Regions from separate parts of the Homo sapiens genome. Here region 2 is linked to region 1. The links are chromatin loops, found by intact Hi-C in ENCODE. Cell type or tissue: mammary epithelial cell. All regions are shown on one strand. Links, peaks and the distances in the headings refer to the core of each region. The heading gives the core; the rest is flanking DNA.

Region 1 (11,419 bases), core at 1,985-9,984:
AGAGACCAAGCTCCTTACTCTTGTGTGAAGACTTACAGTGAAGGTTAATTCCTGGCTCCTGTGCTATGTAGGGGCCATGCATCTGTGTCTTCCACAGTACCTAACGTGGGACCTTTTACAGAATGGTCACTCAATAAAGGTGATTTGGTTTTGCAGCTATCCATTCATGCTTGAGTCTGTGTTGTATATAAAGCATTATATTTTAACCTTCTAAGTTCCAATGTGGTGTTTGCTTTTGACCAAGAAGGCTGAACTTCATATTTAAAACAGTGGTTTCTCATGAACAGTAAATATGAAAATAAGCAGCCATTTAGCTGAAATGTTAATATGAGGACAAATTGGGCTACCTCATTTTTGAGATTATGTAGAATTTATCTTTAGTTGTGAAACATGTTAAGTTAGTGCCTGGGTTGAGTTCCCTAGGAGGCCAGTTAACTGCTGTGATCCGTGGGCAGAGGCTTCATCTCAAACGCCAGCCCAGGATCCTACAAATACAGCCTCGTTATTCTCAGCTGAGAGGGAGTGGTGAGACCAGAAATAGAAAGTGAGGTGACTGCAAAAAACAGACAAAAGCTAATCGATTACTGTTTTTCTCAGTTTGGATATGCAGAATTAGCAGTATATCTAGCCTACCTGATATTTGAGTGACAATAATAGTGTTGCATTACAGTCTATAAACTAAAACAAAATATCCGTGAGTTCAAACTGATACAAATAAATTATTGAATAAATAAATGAGGGAGAAGGTAGAATTCTTCTTTATGTAGAACTCTAATAAATAAATATACAAATGATAGAAATAGAAAGTCACCATTTGGCAAATGCCACAGTAGTATTGTTTCAGGCGTGAGTTATCATAGATGCTAAAATGAGTGGATGAAAGTGTTGATAATACATATGGAGAAGCTGAGAGAAGGGTGTGTGGAAATTCCTTGTATTTTTTTATGCAAAATTTTGTAAGTCTGAAATTATAAGCCTGAATTCATTCAAAATGAATAGGTTCAGAATTTTTAAAAATCAGTTAAACCCTACAAAATCATCCAGAGATGGAACCAAGTATAGCCATTAAAAAATGATACTTTTTCAATTACTATTTGTGAACTTGAGCAAATATTCTTGCTTTGTTACTTGAAAAAGGGCAGGTTACAAAATGATGTGTATAGTGTGACCCCAGTTTCATAAGTAATAGTTGTGTATGCATGCATAAAAAGGCTGGAATAATTCTTAGCAAACTGTTAACATTGGTTTTCTCTGAGTGAGGAATTTTACTTCCTAAAGGTAACTGATTTTTTTCCCCCTATTAAGTGCTTTACGGTGAGAGAATTTGTGTAAAGTGCTTAGCATTGTCCCTGGCACATAGAGAAAAATAAATGTAAATTACTACAATCATGTAGTAAAGTCTCATCCACTTACGTACTCCAGGAGAGCATCTTGCCAGTGGAGAGGTTTTTCTTTATACCAGTTGAAGAGTTTGGACTATTTGAGCTGGAATGGCTTATACAGTTCTAGCCTAACTCTAATTTCATAGATCCATGACTGGAGGATGAGAGAGATTTGATGACATACATATCAGGGGAATGGTGTGGTGGGCAGCTGTGCTCAATCCTGGGTCTGAGGGTAACTTGAGGCAAATTGTTCATCCTCTGTGCCTCAGTGCCTTTGCTGTGGCACAGGGATGGTAGCGGTCAGTGCCTGTCTCCAAGGGCTGGGATCAGGGTTGAGCTAATGCATGTGCAGTGTTGAGACCCGACGGGCAGTGCATGGTGACATCATGCTTTAGCCATCGTCAGCAACGTGGTCATGTGGCTAGTTGGAGGGGCAGTGATTTGATTGGTTATATGTCATATTTTACTTGCTGCAATATTTTAAAAAATCACGAACAGGTCGGTCATTCTATTAAAGACTGGAATATTCTGTAGAAACACAGTTTTCCAAGCCTCAATTTAATTCACTTATTTCAAGTAATAATATAGTCCCTTGGAGTTCATTGTAAAATGATTTGACCTGTAAAAAGCTTATCTGGAGGGCACAGCAAATTTAAGGCACCCAACAGATCCTTAAATTACTTTGGTGATGGCGTGAGAACGGACTGCTTTTCTGTGTTCACACTCTTCAGTTATTTTGGCTCTGATTTTTTTTTTAACATCATATCCATCCTCCCTCACTTACTTGTGCCCTGTGAGGAATTGATTTTTCTTTCTTCTTCTCTATGTAGTAACACCTTTTGAAATGTCAGAATCTCCTAACGTCACACAGCGGCACGTTGCTGCTGTTGTACTAGCATATTTACCATTCCTAGCCTGCGTTCAGTGTAGTCTCACAAAGTCGATGTTGAGTACAGACAACTCTGGTTTGAATTCCAAATCCTTTTCTTCTTTTGGGTAAATGTTTCTTATGCAAAACACGAAAACCATACTTGTAATTGAATTTGCTGTTAACTCTGTGCTTAGCTTTGGCAGTAACGTTGTTTTGTTCATTCATTCAGTGTCTTTGAGCACTTTGAATGTGCAAGGCACCATTGGCTTAGGGGCCTTTTTCGGATTACTTTGGTTTCTTCTGTTTTTTTTATTAATACTTTTTAGATATAATGTACCATATATGTTTTAAAAATTTCAAAGAGTACCAAAAATATATATAGCGAAAAGTAAAGTCATCTATTCCCACTTTCCCTTAGTGGCACAGTTTGCTTCTCAAGATGCCATGGTGGTTATTACCAGTCTCTTGTATATCCTCCTGGGGAAATTCTCTGCATATCAAGCAAATTTGAGGATGTGTAATTCCTCTTACCAATTTTGTGAAGTTTTTTGTTTTTCTGTTTTGCTTGGTTTGATACATGAGTGGTTGCTTTGTTATGCAGGATGTTCTGTGCCTTGCTTTGGTTTCTTTGATGTGTTTTGGGCTCCTTAATTAGCACCATATTGGGCTACCTTGTTCTTTTTGATGACTGCCTAGCATTTCATTGTATGTATGTATGTACCGTGAATTACTGACTCATTCTCTTATTGGTTGGTGGAATTTATATTATGTTCAGTATTTTGCTACAAACAAGGCCACTTAAATACTCTACAGTCTGTAAAATATTCTACAACCTCTTTACACACACATATGGTCTATAGGAGAAATTTCTGTAAGTGGAATGTGCATTTTTATTTTAGTAGATAATGCCAACATTAAACTTGAAAGGGAATATGCCAGTGTGCACTCCAGCAGCGGTGTAGAAGGTCCAGTTTTCCCATGCCCTCCAATGCTCTCAGCTGCTTTATGTTTCTTCTTCTTCTTTTTTTTTTTTTTTTTTTGAGACAGAGTCTCGCTCTGTTGCCCTGGTTGGAGTGGAGTGGCGTAATCTCGGCTCACTGAAACCTCCACCTCCCGGATTCAAGCAGTTCTCCTGCCTCAGGCTCCCAAGCAGCTGGGATTACAGATGCCTACCACCACGCCCGCCTAATTTTTGTAGTTTTAGTAGAGATGGGGTTTCACCATGTTGGCCAAGCTGGACTTGAACTTCTGACCTCAAGTGATCCACCCGCCTTGGCCTCCCATAGTGCTGGGATTACAGGCATGAGCCACCACATCCGGCCCTTTATTCATTTTTCTATTTGAATTTTGTTTTGTTTTGTTTTGTTTTGTTTGAGATGAAGTCTCGCTCTGTCGCCCAGGCTGGAGTGCGATGGCACGATCTCGGCTCACTGCAACCTCCACCTCCTGGGTTCAAGAGATTCTCCTGTCTCAGCCTCCTGAGTAGCTGGGATTACAGGCATGCACCACCACGCCTGGCTAATTTTTTTTGTATTTCTGTAGAGACAGGGTTTCACCATGTTGGCCAGGCTGGTCTCTAACTCCTGACCTCAAGTAATCCACCCACCTCAGCCTCCCAAAGTGCTGAGATTACAGGCGTGAGCCACCGTGCCTGGCCAAGTTGGTCTTTTTTTAAAGATTGAATTACAGGGCTTTTTAAAATATATAAATTAAGGAAATTAGCTCTTTCTCTCAGGTGTGGCATATTTTCTCCCCAGGTTATCATTTGACTCTTGGTTTTGTTTAGGTATTATTTTTCCATTCTGAAATTTAAAATTCTTAGGTAATAAAACGTATCAGTGTTTTATTTTAAGGTTTCTGAGTTTTATGTCATCTGTTAAAAGGACAATTCCAGCTTTGTTTTCCTAACTTTATTTTTTTCTCACAGGACTTTTGAATTAAACCATCTTTTTCTTGCTGATATAAAATGGCCCTTATATTATTTTCTAAATTTTGTTATCTATTTGATTCTATTCTCAACTTTATTTGCTATTATAATCTCTATTCATGTGCCAGTATCATTATTTGTAATTGCTGTAGCTTTAAATTATTTTAACATCTGATGTTTTTCATAAATGTCTTGGTTATTTTTGTACATTTATTTTTCCATATGAACTTTCAAATCAGGTTGTTTGGTTATATATGTTATTTTATATATACACATTTGTGGCATTTTTATTAGCATCACATTACGTTTATGGAGTGATTTAGAGAGAATTAGCTTATATGTACTATTGCATCCTCTTATCTGGAAATAGGGTGTATCCTTCCATTTATTCAAAATTTACTTTATGCCCCTCAGAGGTGTTTTTAAATTTTCTTCATATAGATTTTGTATATTTTTTGCTAAGCTTATATTCCTTTTATCTTTTTTGTTGCTATTAACTTTTTATATTGGAAGGCTGTTGAAATTTTTTTTTTTTTTTTTTTTTTTTTTTTTTTTTTTTTTTTTGAGACTGAGTTTTTCACTTGTTGCCCAGGCTGGAGCACAATGGTGCGATCTCAGCCCACTGCAACCTCCACCTCCTGGGTTCAAGTGATTCTCCTGCCTCAGCCTCCCGAAGAGCTGGGATTACAGGCGCCCGCCACCATGCCCAGCTAATTTTTGTATTTTTAGTAGAGACGGGGTTTCACCATGTTGGCCAGGCTGGTCTCAAACTCCTGACCTCAAGTGATCCGCCTGTCTTGGCCTCCCAAAGTGCTGGGATTACAGGCGTGAGCCACTGCACCTGGCTATTGATTTTTATATGTTAATTTTGCATTCAGCTGCTTGACAAAATTATCTTGTTTGTAATAGATTTTACATTAGTTCTCTTATGGTTTTTTTTTTTGTAAGATAAAATAACATCTGCTAACAATAATTTTGTTTCCTATTTTCTAATTTTATACATCATATTTCTTGTCTGATTGTATGGGCCAGGACCTCTAGAACAGTATTCTAGAATAATGGGGTTAGTGGGTGTGTTAGTCCATTTTTACACTGCTGATAAAAACATACCCGAGACTGGGAAGACAAAGAGGTTTAATTTGACTTACAGTTCCACATGGCTGGGGGAGGTCTCATAATCATGGCAGAGGACGAAAGACATTTCTTACATGGCAGCAGCAAGAGAGAATGAGGAAGACGCAAAAGCAGAAACCCCTGATAAACCCATCAGATCTCGTGAGACTTATTCATTATCACGAGAATAACCGGCCCCCCTGATTCAATTACCACCTCACTCCTGCCCCCCTGCCCTTCCTCCTACAACATGTGGGAATTCTGGGAGATACAATGCAAGTCGAAATTTGGGTGGGGGCACAGCCAGACCACATCAGTGGGCAACCTTATTTTGTCCCTTTCTTCATTAAGAGTGCTTCTGATGTTCTACAACCGGCCACCCCTGTGTCCTGTCCGTTTGGAGTCTGCCTTTGTTTATCCTGCTCATGGCATTTTTTTTCTGTGTGTCAACAGCGCAGTGATGGCCCCTATGCCCTGGTGCTCGTGCCAACGAGAGAGGTAAGCAGGCTCCCTTTTGGGACAAGTTTTAAGCACATGCTTTCACTAATGTCCCGTTGAATTTAAAAGTGGTTTTACCATGTTTCTCCCTACTGCACAAGCCACTGCACACCAGTTCCATTTGCCTGGAAACCATCCTTCTGGTTCTTGTCAAGGAGAAAAATTCAAGTAGTCTCTGAGAATCATAAGTATGGAAAAGTATTTTCCTATTGTCTAGAAACTAATGATACTATTAAATGTCTGTTTAATTGGGTTTTGAATTAAGTTGCTAAAAAAAAACCTACAGAAATGCAATTTTTTAGCAACTTTATTCAAAACCAAAAGCAGTTGGCTCTGAAAATGAACCTTTATTTTTTTTAAGAAGCTACTGCTACCAAAAATGTTACTTGTTCCTAAAAGTTAAACTTTTCAATATTTTTTTCTTTCTTGGTGGAAATCTCTTCTATCTGATCTATTTTATTTGCCTACAGAGGCAACTTCAGATTAGGGTATGTGGTTTCTATATCAAATGCTAATCACTTCCTTACAGAGAATTGATCACAGAGATGATTTGAAGTCAGCTTTTCATATAGCCTGCAGTCCCCTATCTCAGCTCAGTCCAATGAAGGAGCAGGCACAGAAGCTATTAAAATTTTTACAGCAGCAAACTTGCTACTTCTCGAGGATGCTTCATGAATACTAAATATGTGGAAACTGTATATACGTTCTTTAAGAACGGGATTCTGTATGAGGCATTTTTGAAGGTTGTTAATGGTTGTAGCCTACTTTAATTTTCACTTGCTTTGTTCTCAAATGGAGCTGTTGGTTTGCTTTTGTTTTATTGATATAAACTTGAGGAGCGACCATCTCCCAGGCTTCAGATATCCTGGCACAGTTGTAGAATACAGTCATCGCTCCTTGAGAGCGAAGTTCCCAGAGGCTACCCTGTTGCGTCACTATTGTGGTTTACTCTGCGTACATATTATATTCTTTCTCTTTCTAAGGAGAGTCAAATTCAGGTTACTTTGTTTCATTCTCTTACGTTTTTGTGCACCACAGACTTGAACTTCTCTGTGTGGCACTCTGGGAATTTGAGCCAGCAGAGGGAGCACAAAACACTATTTTTGTGTATGTCCAAGAAATAGAAGTGTTGTCTTTACCCTCTTTGCCCAAACTGACAGGTTGCAGAACCAGTCTAAGAACAAGGTATATTAGATTCTGTGTATAGGATTTTTTTTCTTCTTAAATCTTAACTTGAGGTCCAAGTTTGGATCCTAATCACATTAAATTGTCTTTAAAAAAAAAAAAAGGGGGATCCTGTTCATCATCTATAACTTTTAAAATTTTTACAGCTAGCTCTACAAAGCTTTGACACTGTCCAGAAACTGCTTAAGGTAAGGCAAACCATGAGTTCCATTTCATCTTGCTTGCTGACTTTGAGGAAGGATTTAATATACTACAGTCTATTCTTTATTTTCAAAGAGATAAGAATTATTTCCTTTTGCCTGGATATCTCTGCTCTCTCTAGGCAGTTTATAGGTTTTTACTGATCTAAACCTACCAATTTCTAGCTTAGCTGAATTATCAGTGACTCCTGGTGCATAAAGTCCTGCAATTTGTTCATCATAGTCACTAGCAAGCCACATACAGAAATTCACAGGTACAGCCTGATGGTGATCCAGTAGAAAGCAACTTAGCTGCAAGTAGGATTTGTTTAAGAAAGGAGAGTGAAGGCTTCAGAATCAAAGCCAGCCAGCTCACCAAATTGGATCATGAATTGATCCATCCTTTCTTTTATTAGGGGTGGAGAGTAGGGAAGGGTGTTGCTTGGGTTTTTATCTTAACCCCAAAAATGGCAGTAGACTTACTGACATGTGTTTTCAGTTCAGGCTCTGTGGGAAAAGAAAGGCAAGCTACTTGAATGATTTAAGAAGCTCACATTTCTCTCTCACTGTGGTAGAAGCTAGTTATATACCTATAATTCAAGTTACTGCTGATAGTGAACATGGGTGTAGCAATGCCTAGGAATTGTGTCTGCACAATAACACCTTATACAATGAGAAGCACCAGTTTTCTCCCATGCCTTGTTTAAGGAAAGGGAATTTGGAATCAATGTCTGATGTTAGTAAAGGGGGCTTTGCACTGACTGTGGTCTGCTGTCTTTCTGTAGCCTTTCACCTGGATTGTGCCTGGAGTGTTAATGGGAGGAGAGAAGAGAAAATCAGAAAAGGCCAGGTAGGAAGAGGTTTGTTGGTTGTTGTTTCCTTCTTGAATGTGTCCTGCCTTCCTATTCAGTAAGGCTGGGTCCTTCTAAACCTGCTGAGAGCTTTGTCTCAGGCTCTGCTTCCTAGTCCCGGTGCACAGGGACAGATTGAGTCAGTGGGGAGCGGTCACCTCTAGACGGTGCTGTTTTTTAAAATATTAAACCTACAAACAGGTTTCCTTCTGATGTTGCTAGTAACAGTGCTGTCAACTTCTTAACTCCCACCTACCCAATGCTCTATAGCATCCCTGGTTTAGTATACATCCACCTGCATGCCACTCATTTTTGTGGACATTAAGAGTTTGGGGTTTTGTTGTTTGCTTTTACAAAAACAAGATCATTCACTTATATAATGCTTTGTAACTTGCTTTTTACAACCGAATATGTTTGTTCCTTTATTAGGATTTGTAATGGGTGTCAGTTGAAAATCGTTGCAACAAGTAAATCTCAAATTGTCTTCATTCTTTTGAAAACATTTTTATTGTATTATAGCTTAATAATCAGTACTCAATAATGATGCATGTAGTCTATAACTGAGGAGTAAATATGAAACCTGAAACCTCAAAGCATTGGTTAGGATTAGACTCAGCTGTGAATAACAACAATAATAACAAATAACAGTGGCACAAACAATATACAAGTTTTATTTTTCTTTCACATTTAAGAAATCTGACAGAGCCAGTCCAAGGCTGGCCTGGTGCTCCAGTGTCGGGGACCAAGCTCTTTCTGTCTTTTTGTGCCACTATGGGAGGATTCCATTTTTAAGATTACCTCATAGTCTTAGATAGTTGCAGGCACTCCAACCATTGCATCTAATTTCTTGCCAGCGGGTACAGAGATGCTCATACCTGCTCCCTCTGAAGGTGCTTGTGTGATTGGCGTGTTCCCTTTACCTTTTATCCCATTGCTAAAACAAACATGACTATACTTAACTGCAAGGGAAGCTTGAAAATATATCCAGCTAGGCTGGGTGCAGTGGCTCATGCCTGTAATCCTAGCACTTAGGGAGGCCAAGGCAGGAGGATGACTTAAGACCAGGAGTTTGAGACCAGCCTAGGCAACATAGTGAGACCCCCGTCTCTACAAAGAAAAAAAAAATGTGCTAAAAATTGGAAGCTTTTATTACGGTGGACTGACAGGAAAATGGTTGTCTGGGGAATGAGAAATTAGATTTATTGTATATAACCCATGGGACAAAGCTGAGCCCCGTTGAATGGAAGTTACATAAAGGGCTTAGCATAAGAAAAAAGTGTCCTAGCAATTGGAGCACATTGGCATGGAATCACTTGCTCAGATACTAGATTCTCTGGCACAGAAACCTTCGAGAACAGGCTAGACTACAATCTCTTTGGAAGGTTCTAGAGAGGATTTATGAGTCAGATAAAGAGCATTGGATTATGTAGTTATGATCCCTTTCAAAGTTAAAGTTTTATGATTTTAATGTAATTTCAGATCTTAACAATTGCATTTCACAGTACAGGGAAAGACTCAAGTACAGCTTTCTACCCAGTTTTTATGTTTTGTCATGATTTCAGGCTATGGCACGTTTGCACTGTACATGAAATGAGTCTGTCTATTTTGCCTTTTTCCTGTGTTTTCTACTGGCGTGGCCCTGTTTGATTTACTTTCTTTTATGATATATAATTTTAAACAGACTCCGCAAAGGAATAAATATCCTTATCTCAACTCCTGGACGCCTGGTGGATCATATAAAATCCACAAAGAACATTCATTTTAGTCGGCTGCGGTGGTTGGTGTTTGATGAAGCAGACAGGTGAGCCTCGTCCCAGGATGATAACAGGTAGAAGAGAAGGGCTGTTTCTCCTCTCCTTGTTGCAACTTCTGTAGCCCCTTAGACCACATCTGCTCTTCATATAGTTGAAAATTTCTTTTTTTTTTTACAATCACAGAATCTTGGATTTGGGTTTTGAAAAGGACATCACAGTGATACTTAATGCTGTAAATGCTGAATGCCAAAAACGACAGAATGTCTTGCTATCAGCGACACTCACAGAAGGTGAGTTGAAAAGAAGTGATGGGTCCTTCTTTGTTCTTAATGAAGAGGAAGGACCTAGATTTAACCTGGGTTGTTTGCTGCAGTGATTCTCAACCTCAGGGAGGTGGGGGCAGGGAGAGAGCTGTCCTTAGAAGACTGCCTTTTCAAACTCTATGTTCTACACTCCCAACTTCCCTCTGCAAGTCATCCAAGACAGATATGTTCCCCAGGGCATGGGGAAAGGGAGAAAGGGCAGGGATGAGGACGAGAAAAGACTGGCTGCTATTGGCTTGGTGGTTTCATGAGGTTTTTGTGCACTTGCAACCCATGGAGAGCAGGGCCCTTGCACTGAAGATGATGACCTCTTATCTGAGTGCATTTTTAATGTAATCACTCTTCCTCCTATAGAGCTATTAAACTTAAAAAATATATCAATGAAGCGCTTCTCTGTCTTCCATCCATGTGAGATGGAAATTCTTAGCTCTCTTTTTTATCACTGGGAACACGAAGGCTTGGAAAAGTTGTATCACTCTACCAGATCCACCCCACACAGTGAGTCATTGACCAGCAGTGCAGCTTTCACGTTTTTCTGTCTGGTTTCCTTGATTTACTAGGCCACATTATGATGTGCATGTACCAGATGCCATGCATGTGGTCCCTCACAGTTCCCTATGTTCTAATTTTTGAGGGATGATTCACGAAGAAGGGATTCTGTGGTCAAGAAAGTTTGAGAAATGCCCCACATCCCTCCCTTGGATATTCTCAGGGCACATTAACACAATAAAGGCCCTGAGAGGGCTGCTTATAGCAAAAACGCTTTTGTGAAACCTTTGAAATCCAAGATTTGCCATAACTTACTTGACCAAAGAACCCTTTTGGGAGGTGGGGGTGGGCGCAGTATCTGTTGCTATCTTTTGGACGCTGTTCCATAGGTGAGTGTTTATAGAATGGCTATGGAAAGATACGTTGGTAGATCTCCCTGCAACACACACGTTGGCACTAGGGCGGATCAGTGCTGGGACTTGGTGATACCCATGGGGTAACATACGTAGTCCTAACATACATGGGTGGGTGCTGTATGGGGGTACGCTTTTGTGACCAGTTTCATGGTGTGTTTGTTGTCTGCTTTGCCCTTCTTACTTTTATCCAAGGTGTAACGCGGCTAGCTGATATCAGTTTGCATGATCCAGTCAGTATTTCTGTCCTGGACAAGAGCCATGACCAGTTGAACCCAAAGGACAAAGCGGTCCAGGAGGTCTGTCCTCCACCAGCTGGCGACAAGCTGGACAGCTTTGCAATACCAGAGAGTCTCAAGCAGCATGTGACTGTGGTTCCCAGCAAACTGAGGCTTGTCTGCCTAGCGGCCTTCATCCTTCAGAAATGCAAG
Region 2 (11,419 bases), core at 2,146-10,145, 140 kb after region 1:
AGGGGCACCAGGTGTGCCAGGGTGCCGGTGGGGGCCTTGTCATGGGGGGACACGAGAAACACCTTAGCAGTAGAGAGATGGGTACACCTGTGGCGGACGATTCAGACAGTGGGACAGGGTGATGTTGCAAATGTGTGTCATGAGATGAGCGAGTCATGTGCAGAGTGACTTCCAGGGCACAGGACCCCGCTCAGTAGTCCCTATGATTTATGGATCGCTAACGACAGAGCAAAACTGGGCACGCTGGGTGGAAAGCATGCGTGCTCCAACCTCGGGAGGGTCCTCAGGGAAGACGGGGAGGGGCTGAGGCTAGGAAGGTGTGCACAGGGGCCTCAGATTGTGTTTGACACGTTTTATTTCTTCAATATTAAAGGAAAGGATCAGAAGCGAAAGCGGCCAGATGGTTAGCGTGCTAAATCCAGGTAGTGGGTTCACGGGAGTTAGTTATGTTGCTTCTGAACTTTTCTATTTGTTTGGAAAGTTTTCTAATAAACACAAAAGAAAGGATTGGTTAAAATGTTTTGCTCCCTTGACTAGAGTCAATAATAACTTAATTGCACATTTAAAAATAACTAAGAGTAGAATTGGATTGTGTGCTTGAGGAGCTGGAGACCCCATTCTCCACGATGTGATTATTATGCATTACATGCCAGTATCGAAACATCCCATGTACCCCATAAACATATACACCCACTATGTGCCCACAAAAATTAAAATTTTTTTTAAATTAAAAAAATAAAATACCTGCTCCTCATAAAAGCATTTATACCTATCATCTCTATCTATTTATTTATTTGAAATGGAGTTTTACCCTTGTCACCCAGGCTGGAGTGCAGAGGCACTATCTCAGCTCACTGCAACCTCCACCTCCCAGGTTCAAGTGATTCTCCTGCCTCAGCCTCCCAAGTAGCTGGGATTGCAGGCACCTGCCACCACGCTTGGCTGATTTTTATATTTTTAGTAGAGACAAGGTTTCGCCATGTTGGCCAGGCTGGTTTCAAACTCCTGACCTTAGGTGATCTGCCCGCCTCGGCCTCCCAAAGTGCTGGGATTACAGGTGTAAGCCACCACGCCTGGCCTATACCTATCATCTTTTGACTGATTACAAACCCCTTCTGCATTTTTCACAAAAACATAAGGGGCCAACAGGTAGCAAGACTCCAGGGGAAGCCATTGTAAAATTATAATTCTAAAGATTGTTTTCTCAAAACCCAACGACACCTAAAATGCAGGACACTCTGACTTGATTTGTGTTAAGATGCTTCGATGATTAGAGTGGGCTGAATGGTCTCCCCTCCACCACCAAAAGATGTGTCCATATCCTAACCCTCCTCCAGCCTGTAAATTTGACCTTATTTGGAAAAGAGGTCTTTGCAGATGTAATTACATTAAAGATCTTGAGATAAGATCATCTGGGGATATTTGGCTGAGCCCTAAACCCAATGATAAATATCTTTGTAAGAGACAGAAGAGGAGAAGACAGAGATGCAGGAGAGACAGCCACGTGAAGTTTGAGGCAGCAGTGGCTGAAGGGATGCCAAGGAACACCTGGGGCCACCAGGAGCTGGAGGAGGTCGGAGACCCTCCCCTAGAGCCCGCAGAGGGAGCGTGGCCCTGCCAACACCTTGATTTCAGACTTCCGGCTTCCAGAGCTAGGAAAGGATCCATTTTTGTTACTTTTTTTTTTTTTAAACAGAGTTTTGCTTTTGTTGCCCAGGCTGGAGTGCAGTGGCATGATCTTGGCTCACTGCAACCTCTGCCTCCCAGGTTCAAGTGATTCTCCTGCCTCAGCCTCCCAAGAAGCTGAGATGACAGGTGTGTGCCACCACACCCAGCTAATTTTTGTATCTTTGGTAGAGACGGGATTTCACCATATTGGTCAGGCTGGTGTCGAACTCCTGACCTCGTGATCCGCCCGCCTCAGCCTCCCACAGTGCTGGGATGACAGGCGTGAGCCGCCGCGCGGCCGCTTCATTTTTGTTATTTTAAGCCATTGAACGTGTGGTAATTTGTTTCAGAAACCCCAGGAAATTAACAAACGATGATTTTCAACAGCTCCTGTAGCTGAAGCTCAGTGCCCTGCAAGAGTCGTGCCCGGGAAAGAGTTGGCCGTCTCATGTGCTCTTGGCACTAGAATAGTGCCTGTTCCCAAAATCCAGGACGCACTGCATTTGAGCAATCTGTTCCCTCTCACGCAGTCAGTCAACAAGCGTTTACTGAGCACCTACAACATTCCAGGCAGGCACATGCTTGGCACTGGGGAAGGAGGAGTGGGCAACACCAGGCCCGCCCCACTGAGTCTGGTGGGGGAGATGCTCAGGTCTGCAGGCAGTGGCCACACAGGGTGGCCTCTCCAGGCAAGAGACACAGGAGTGTCTGAAGGACGGTGAGGCCTCCGCCAGGCAAGGTGGGAACGAGCATCCCTGGCAGAGGGAAAAGCACCTGTGAGTCCAGAGAAACGTGGGGAGGGAGGGAGTTCAGGGGACTGAAGGAGGTTTAGCTTGGGGGAGTCAGAGTCAAGTCTCAGCAGACCCGAAGGTACCCTTGTGCCCTCTCTCCTGGGTCCTCTGCCCACTAGAAACAGCATGCACTGCCTTGCTGTTATACCTGCTGATTGCATATTGGTTTGTTTTGTGTTTTATTTTCTCTGTATCCCAAACACCCAGCACCACAATGCCCAGCACAGGTGGGCACTAAATGAACTCTCAGCATAGGCCGGAGGTAACGAATGTGGGTTCTGAGATCAGATCCCAGCGTGACCCCTTTGCAACCACATGACTGTGTACAAGTGTCTCTGGGCCTTGGTTTCCTTGTCTATAAAATGGGGATAAGAGAGTCAGTTGCTACCTTAGGGCCCGTCTGGGGATCTCTTGAGTTGATGTGTATGAGGCACCCAGCATGGTGTCTAGCCCCGGAAACTGGCACTATTATTCATCAAAACGAATGCAAGGCTCCAGCGGTTTCTAGCTTGAACAGCCACTCCCATCTGGCCTCCGACGGGACTGATGGGGCCCAGCGTGCAGCTCTGTCCTGTGAGCTCACTGTTCCTCCACACGATGAGATGATCTGGCCACCGACGGGATGTATCAGGGCCTGCCTGCAGCTCCTCCTGGCTGGGCTCACCGCTCCTCTGCATGACGCGCTCATTCTGTGACTACTTTTGCTTGCGGGGTCCCTTGCCACAGTGGGATGTGGGCTGATGTGTTGGGCTTGATGCCTGGTTCTTCGTGCAGTGCCAGGGAGGTGCCGGCTGGCTCACAGCAGCACCATCTCCTCCGTGTCCCGGAAAGAGCTAAACCAACCTCACCCTAGCAGCCCCTCTGATTGTGTTGTGAGCTGGAGGCTGTAGAGGCGATAAGAGGCCCACGGCCGGGCCAGGCACCAAGCCGGACTCCCGACTCTGGACTCCAGCGTTGGCTCCCAGAAGGGCTTTCGCTGTGCCCCTCCCCTGACACGGGTGAGGCCCAGCTCTGGAAAAATCAAAGGCAGAGCAGAGCATGTGCGATGCAACCTGGGAGGCTCCGAGGGGAACCAGCCGGGCCAGCCTCGTTAGCGTTGACCTTGGCACCGAGCTGCTCCTGATGGATGGGGTTCGGGCCTGGCCAGGCCCTGGGGGAGTGGCGGCCCCATCCATTACGGGCCCATCAGTGCCTCCCTGAGCCCTCCCTGCTTGGGATGCCGCGAGTGTCAGGCCGCGAATAAATCTCTGTCCGGGCCACAGGAGAGCCGAAAGGGAAACAAGGCAAAGCATGAAAAATGTCTCTGTCCTGGCTCTGGAGACAAAGCTCCCATGAAGGAGGAAGGAGCAGCAGGAGTTTGGGGAGGGAGAAAGGGTGGATCAGGAGCAGCCAGTCTGGGGCCCCAGGGAGGCTGGGCTTCCTGGGAGTGGAAGGGGGAAAAGATGGGGGCCCCAGGCTGCTACCTTCTCCCAGTTATGGCTCCCTGCCTGTCCCCCACCTTTTTTGTTTGTTGTTTGAGACAAAGTTTTGCTCTGTCGCCCAGGCTGGGGTGTAGTGGTGCAATCTTGACTCACTGCAACCTCGACCTCCCGGGTTCAAGTGATTCTCGTGCCTCAGCCTCCCGAGTAGCTGGGATTACAGGCACCCACCACCACACCTGGCTAATTTTTGTATTTTTAGTAGAGATGAGGTTTCATCATGTTGCCCAGGCTGGTCTCGAACTCCTGACCTCAAGTGATCTACTTGCCTTGGCCTCCCAAAGTGACGGGATTACAGGTGTGAGCCACCGAGCAAGACTGGCCCTCAGCCTGGGCCCCTTTTAACAAAACTCCTTGGAGATCCAGGTCCATGGAAGCAGGCAGGCCTTGAGGAGCAGGGGACCCCTGTCGGACTCAGTTCAGGGGGCTCCCAAAGCCCCAGCAGAGGTAGCCCGGGCTGGGCAGCCAGCCAGTGCCTCCACCTCCCAAAAGAACCTGTTCAGGCCGCTAAGGGCTAGGGTCCTGGTGTAAGCTGCCTGGACAGAGTCCCCACACCTCCATTCGCCACCTGTGACCTCTTGCTGAGGGACAGAACCTCACCATGCCTCCCTTTTCTCATGGATAAATAGAGGTGACGGGCGTCTGCTGCACAGGGCTGCAGTGAGGATTAATCCATTTGCTCTGTGGAAAGCCAGGCCCCAGTAGGTGCTCATCAGCGTTGGCCGTTCATTGCTGTAACTGTTGTTCGTAGCCGCCATCTCGCTGCTGAGGACTCACCTCCGCACCAGGCCACTGGCACCAACGTGAACGGAGCTCAGGATGAGAAATGACTTCCTCGCCCAGGGCCTTGCTCTGCCTCCTGGAAGCATGCGGCCTGTGGATATGAACAGCCGCCCTGGAGGGAGACTCGGCTCAAATCCTGGTGCTGCCTCCAACTAGCCAGGAGACTTTGGGCAAGTGACTGTCTCTGAGCCTCAGTTTCCCCATCTGTAGAATAGGGATGATAGTCTCTACTTGGTAGAGTTGTATTTAATGAGATGAGGTACAGGGCTCAGTGTTGGACGCAGCGGTCACTCAGTGGGGGCCCAGAAAGTGTCAGCTGTGAGGACTGCCCCCTTCCAACACACATTCTGAACACACACAGCTATGAGGACTGCCCCCTTCCAACACACACTCTGGTCCTCATTTTGTTCTCTGAAGCCTCTGAGAGCAAAACCCCCCCACTGTCCTAATCCCAGGGCTTCAGATGGTTATAGACAGCTGCTGTGTCTCTGCGGCATCTTTTCACGTCCAGCTAGGAGGACCTCATCTCTTCTCCTGTTCTTTGTACACAGTAGACACCCTCCCCCTCTCCCGCCCATCATCCTGACGGCTCCCTTCTAGACGATTTCCTGTTTATGAACCTTCCCTTGAATGTATGATGTCCTGCATTCTTGAGCTTGATACTACAAGTATGGCCTGAGCAGCTGAAAAGAGCAAGGAGGTCACCTCCTTTGTTCTGAACTTGCTACCTCTATTAACATGGCTGAGGAACACATTCATTCTCTGAGGCAGCATCACTGCACTGCAGACTCATGACATCAGTCGGCGGCGCGGGGGGCGGGGATCACAGCGGAGTCTATGAAGTGTCATCTCTGGCTTTAACGTCCCCTCTCTGGGTCTCAGATGGACTCTCTCTTTGCTTCTGATAACTGTCTCAAAGTCTTAAAGGGCCCCAGACTATATTCGAGTGCTCACTATGTGCCAGGCATTGTGTTGGACGCTGAAGATGCAGCGATGGATGAAACTGACATTCTCCCTGCGCTCTGGGACCTGACATACAGCAGAGGAGTATTAACGACAGTCGCAGTCAGTGCCAGGGAGCAGATTATGCGGGGGACAGGAGAAACTTGGCTTTGCAGGGGGCAATGTACATTTCAGGCCCTCTCTGAGGCCCGGGGATCTTTGCGAGATCCACATGCTCCCCCTTGTGGTCAGACCAGGTTTCATTCAGCCGGGTTTCAGGACACCAATAAATGCAGACGTGGTCTCGCCCTTCAGAAACTGCCTCGGATCTCTGGGATGGCTGCTGGGGAAAGGGCTTATTATTATTTTATAGGAGCTTGGGTGGGTGGCTTGGATTTTTTTGGCCATCGGATCCAGGAGAAACAAAATCACCCAGAGTGATTGATGGGCCCACTGTAAATTTGTAAAATATATCAGCTTGGCAGAGAGATTCAAAAAAACCTGTCAGGCAGCAAACATTTTTTTAACAGCCTGTAAAATTTCCTGCATCCTTCACATTTGTCAGCGTCAGGCTGATGATGCATCTGATAGCAGGACCAGCAGCGGCTGCAGACAGAAGGCTGGGCCAGCAGCATTTCCCGCTTATCTGATGTTTCTTATGTTTCCATGGTCTGAAGGCTTTCTGCACCAGGATTGGGGGTGTAGACCAGGCTAATTAGTGCTGATCTAAGGATGCTACTCAGGTTGCACGTGGCAACTGGCTTTATATCTGGACCCCAATGTGGCCATTTGTTCATGCACTCATTCAGCAACTCCACGAAGGCCTCCTCCGCAAAGGCACTGTGGTCAGCACCACAGATCCTGGCGTGAGAAAAGCAGGCCTGGAGCATCCAGCGTGGTGAAAGTTCTGGATGCCCTGACAAGAAGTTTGAGTTTATCAGGAAGTGGTTGCCGCTGAATGTGAAAGGGAAGGAAGTGACCCAGAAAGGAGAAGCTCAGCAGGTTCTTTGGGTCTGTTCAGATTAAGTTCTAAAGCCTTAAGAAAAATCCAGACAGGATGGCCTTACACAGAATCCTGTCTCATCCCCCTTCTAGTGCTGGAAAAACATGAGCAGAGTCCCTGCCCGTGTCACCTCTACCCCTGTGTTAGGGAGGCAGATCAGACCCTTGGTCACTGTCATAGGCATTCAGGCCACACTAATCCTCCTCGCACTGCACAGAAGCCAAATGACTTGACCTCTCAGACCCTCTGTCTCTTCTTCTGTAAAACGGGGATAGAAGCATTCCAACCTTGTACTCACTTGAGCTAACTTTGTACTCACTGAGCTATTCAGAGTTAGTTAATGAGGATGCTCCTGAGGACCTCGGCAGTGTCTGACCTGAGGTAGTAATAATAACACATAGTTGCCATTGTTAGTGCAAAGTAGGGTCTTCCCACCTTCCATCTGGCCCATGTGAGACACTGATGCGCAAGGGGCTGCTTGCTGGTTGACTGAGTGATGGATGTTCCTGCTGGCATCTGTGTCTTGACTGTGGCCCAGGCTCCCAAGCAGAACAGCGGCAGAGCCCAGGGTGCCCAGAGTCCACCAGGAGCGCCAGCTGCTGCCGGGCCCTCCCTGCTCCTCCCCTCCCCGCCATCCCTGACTCATCATAATCGACAGTGCCGGGCCAATTAGGAGCAGTAACAATTAAGATGTGCCGAGGGCATGCGAACATTTGCAAACACTTATTAAAGTGCATCAATAATTAAGTGTGTCTTTAATAGTTACATATCTGGCCTCCAGACATATCTGTTTCCGGACCTTGGGTGGCAGCATGCTTTGAGATCTGTGTTAGGGCCTTACACGCTGGTAATGAGAATTTAAAATTCTTCCCTGACTTGAATTCTGGGATTTGACAGTGAAACAGCAGCGAGAGAATGCCGGGGCTCTTTCCAGCTGCCTGATCCTAGAGGTGTGGTCTTCAAAGCCAGCTGCCAGACTGGATAGAAATCCGGGCTCTGCACCGTAACGCCTCGGGGAGGGCCCTTGCCCTCCCTTTCCTGGCCTGTGAAGTGTGCAGAATGATACCTGTCTCATAGGAAGGACATAAGGGTTAGCAATTATGTGTGCAAAATGCCTGCCACGTTTAAGATCGATGCAGAGCAGCTTTTGTTAGCGGTGGCTCATACTGTTATCAGAGGACACAAAGAGGCTGCCGTTAGCTGAGGGATCGAGACAATCCGTCTACACCAGGGGTTCCAAACTCCGTGCCTACCTGGACTAGGCAGGTAACAAAAATGAGAGAAGCCAGTCTGGGTGAGGACTGGGATAAACAGTCCATGGATTCTGTCCAAAGGGATGCTGCCCCTCAGCCCCAGCCCCAGGAGCCAGGCAGAGCGCAGATCCACTTGCCCAGGCTTCTGTTTGTTCAAGGGAAATGGAAAATTCAGGTATTTATATGAAATCTCCTGACTTTTTAAAAATGTGGCAACTCAACCTTTTTTTTTCCTTTAATTACTGTACCAGCCAAACTCCTCTGTGGATTGATTTAGCCACAGCCCCAGGACTGACCCTATGTCTACACGGCCCCCAGTCTGCCCCCATGTCTACACAACCCCCATTTTCCAGATAACTCCTCAGGTCTCCACTTCCTGCAAGCCACAGAGGCTTTGGGATTGAAATGCACCCTTCCGATTTAGTGACAACCTGCAGCAAATCGGTGTGGATTGGGAACCAAATAGGATAACTGGGAAGGAAGTAATTGAATAATCTAAATTCGGCTTTGCATCCCATCTGGTATTGAGGCTGAATGGGCAGATTCAGAGACGTGTGGAGAAGAGGGGGTGCACCCCTCACCACAATTCATTTGCCCACTGCAAATCTAGACATGGATGGGGGTTGGGGGGCTGGCTGTGGTCAGAATCGTAGCTCACAGGGTGGCAGTCACAACCCCTCTGCTCATTAGCATCCTAGCTTAGAGGGAGCGTTAGTGGATTCAGTCTGAGGTGGGACTTTATTTTTTTAACACGTCTGTAATTGTGAGTAAATAACACTCATTTTGTTTTTGTTTTGTTTTGTTTATTTATTTATTGGACCAAACCTCCCCAACACCTCCTCTGTCGGGTGTAATCGGATTTGGTGTTTTAACATGCTTTTAAAGTAAAGAAAGAAATGCAGTTGAGGCTTGTAAAAGGTGATCATTAGAAAATGGGCCTTGGCCCCATAACTTTAAAGTAATAGCCCCATTAGGGAGCGGGGCAATGATTTTGTCACCGTTTCCTCCGCACTTATGCTGCAAGGTGGGTGGAGGCTTTCCACGCAGGTTGGGCATCTCAGTAAAAGCTTTTCCAGAAGCCATTTAACCTCCATTTACGAAGAAATAAAGTGAAATTGATGCTGATTTGGGCCTGCTTTGGGGGATATTTCTGCTCCATAAAAGCCCTTTTGCCTGCAATTTGCGGAGCTGCCCGTCACATCAGGAAGGGCTGCTGTTGATAAAGATAAAGCTTTATGGCCACGATATTTGCTGCTAACAGCAACCTAATGCAGCATTTTCATTTTTGTGCAATTAATGTTAATGTCTGCTACGAAAATTGTCATTAAATACCATTTTAAAATCCATTCAATTTGCATATGCAAAGCCCATTTACCATCACAGAAGATACAGCCAGCACTTCATCACGTCCTTTCCCTGGAATTGTGGCCACTTGGTTTTACAGCAATTTAAGATTCTATATTGAAAGCTGGATGATAATGCTTGTCCTTTCTGAGCCCAGCTGACTTCAGTGATGCCGTGGAAAACCCCGGCACTAGGATGAGAAGCTGTGGGTGTTCCGGCTGCACATCGGTTCCAAGGAAGTAGGACACAGAGTGAGGAGCACTGGATGGGGAGCCTGACAACTGGACTCCAGAACTGGCTCAGTTAACAAATTGCTGTGCAACCTTGGGAAGCTCACTTCACCTCTCTTAACTTCTTTCTATTTTCTCCTGTTTTAAGTAAGGGCTTTGAACCAGGTGATCACAAGTGTCCTTTGTGTTCTAATCTTTTCTTTTCTTTTCTTTGAGATGGAGTCTCACTCTGTCACCCAGACTGCAGTGCAGTGGTGCGATCTTGGTTCGCTGCAACCTCCACCGCCCAGGTTCAAGCAATTCTCATGCCTCAGCCTACTGATTACAGATGCATGCCACCACGCCCGACTCATTTTTGTATTTTTAGTGGAGACGAGGTTTCACCATATTGGCCAGGCTGGTCTCGAACTCCTGACCTCAGATGATCCACTCACCTCAGCCTCCCAAACTGCTGGGATTACAGGCGTGAGCCACTGCACCCGGCTCTATTTTTAAATATAAACATACTAAGGGTTGAGAATCCAGGCCAAGCCCTGCCATGAAGAGGTTGTGTGAACTTGGGGAGGTCAGTTAACCTCTGCCTGCCTCAGTTGGATAGTAATCCTGCCCACCTCTGGCACAAGGTTTTCATAACCATGAAAATAAATTGGCGTGAAGGTTTAGACCCAAGCTGAGGAGGCAAAACATAGCCTGAGAATCACAGAGTGCTGTGATTAGTATATGTGTCACTAGTGCAGCCCCCTATCTACAGATGGGGAAACAGAAGCCCTGGGGGGAATGTGACGTGGAGAGCTGGGGACAAAGCTGGAACTAGCATCCCAGGCCAACTCCCGACCCAGGGCCCCTCTCCTGCCACCACACTGTCTTTGTGACACTTGGTCACCAGCATGGACTGATCTAGTGACCTAGTGCACAGCACGGACCAGGAACAGGGGCTCCTCTCTGCCCCAGGCAGCCTGCGAGAACAGGGCAAGGGAGGGCACATGTGTTGGGAGCTGAGAAGAGGAGCTGGATCAGCAGCAAAAGTCACAGGGGATGCCTTGGGGGACCCACTTGGGGGATGATTTCAAAGGTACAGGGAGGACGATGTACAGGAGTTCATTAATCCAGCCCCGAAGTGACTTTCCAAGGTGTCTCTAGTGTCACCTTCCTGGTTTCAGGGCTGGTGAATAGAAATGCATTTCTGGGGAGAGATGTGCCTGGTATTTGAGGCCACGAGAGGTGGGAAAACTTACCAAAGAGGCGATGCTGAGCTGAACTTTGAAGAATGAGTAGGTTTTCCCACCTACTCAATCCTCAGGGTTCTTTCCCATGAGTAGGATGGTGGGAAAAGTATACAAAAGCATACACGGCACATGCTGTGGACAGCAGTGTGGCGGGTCCCCAAAAACTTAAAACACGATTACCACCTGATCCCGCAATCCCACTACGGGGTCTACACCCAAAAGAACTGAAAGCAAGACTGGAACAGACACGTGTCCGTCCACGTCCACAGCAACATTATTCACAATAGCCAGAAGGTGGAGACAACTTAAATGCACATCAGCGGATGAATGAGTGACAGGGAACATTGCTCAGCCCTGAAAAGGAATGAAATTCACATGCGTGCTATAACATGGATGAACCACGAGGGTATTACATAAATGAAATAAGCCAGACACAAAAAGCCAAACATTGTATGATTCCGTGCATATGAGATCTCTAGAGTAGTCAAATTCATAGGAACAGAAAGTAGAATGGTGGGTGCCAGGGGCTGGGGCGTTTGTGTTTAATAGGGAAAGAGTTTCGGTTTGGGATGATGAAAAAGTTCTTGAGATGGATGGTGGTGACGGTCACACAACGACGTGAATGTAATGATTCCCACTGAATTGTATACTTAAAAATGGTTCAGATGATAAATCTTCTGTATATTTTACCACAATAAAAA

The links. Peaks named below come from ENCODE experiments on the same cell type or tissue, not always from the same donor. Only the 100,000 strongest peaks of a DNase experiment are listed, where the experiment ranks them.
Region 2: it touches region 1 in a loop (24-fold over the local background); 6 of 110 quality-filtered maps call a loop at or near these places.

Annotation. Positions count from the first base shown.
Region 1 is chr9:132,646,823-132,658,241 of GRCh38, reverse strand. It overlaps DDX31 (DEAD-box helicase 31), which reads left to right. Exons shown (of 20, transcript NM_022779.9): 7 at 5,750-5,794; 8 at 7,126-7,167; 9 at 7,944-8,008; 10 at 9,691-9,810; 11 at 9,947-10,053; 12 at 11,184-11,419. Among named protein-coding and RNA genes, the nearest start is that of DDX31, 17 kb to the left of the region's middle. In mammary epithelial cell, for the core only: a CTCF peak has its summit at 6,868 (motif pointing right); a DNase peak (open chromatin) is centred at 6,781; H3K27ac peaks cover 924 bases.
Region 2 is chr9:132,502,325-132,513,743 of GRCh38, reverse strand. All of the region lies in intron 3 of CFAP77 (cilia and flagella associated protein 77), which reads right to left. Among named protein-coding and RNA genes, the nearest start is that of BARHL1, 75 kb to the left of the region's middle. RefSeq lists enhancers at 2,779-3,316, 3,317-3,856. In mammary epithelial cell, for the core only: a CTCF peak has its summit at 5,913 (motif pointing left); no DNase peak of the experiment used is centred there.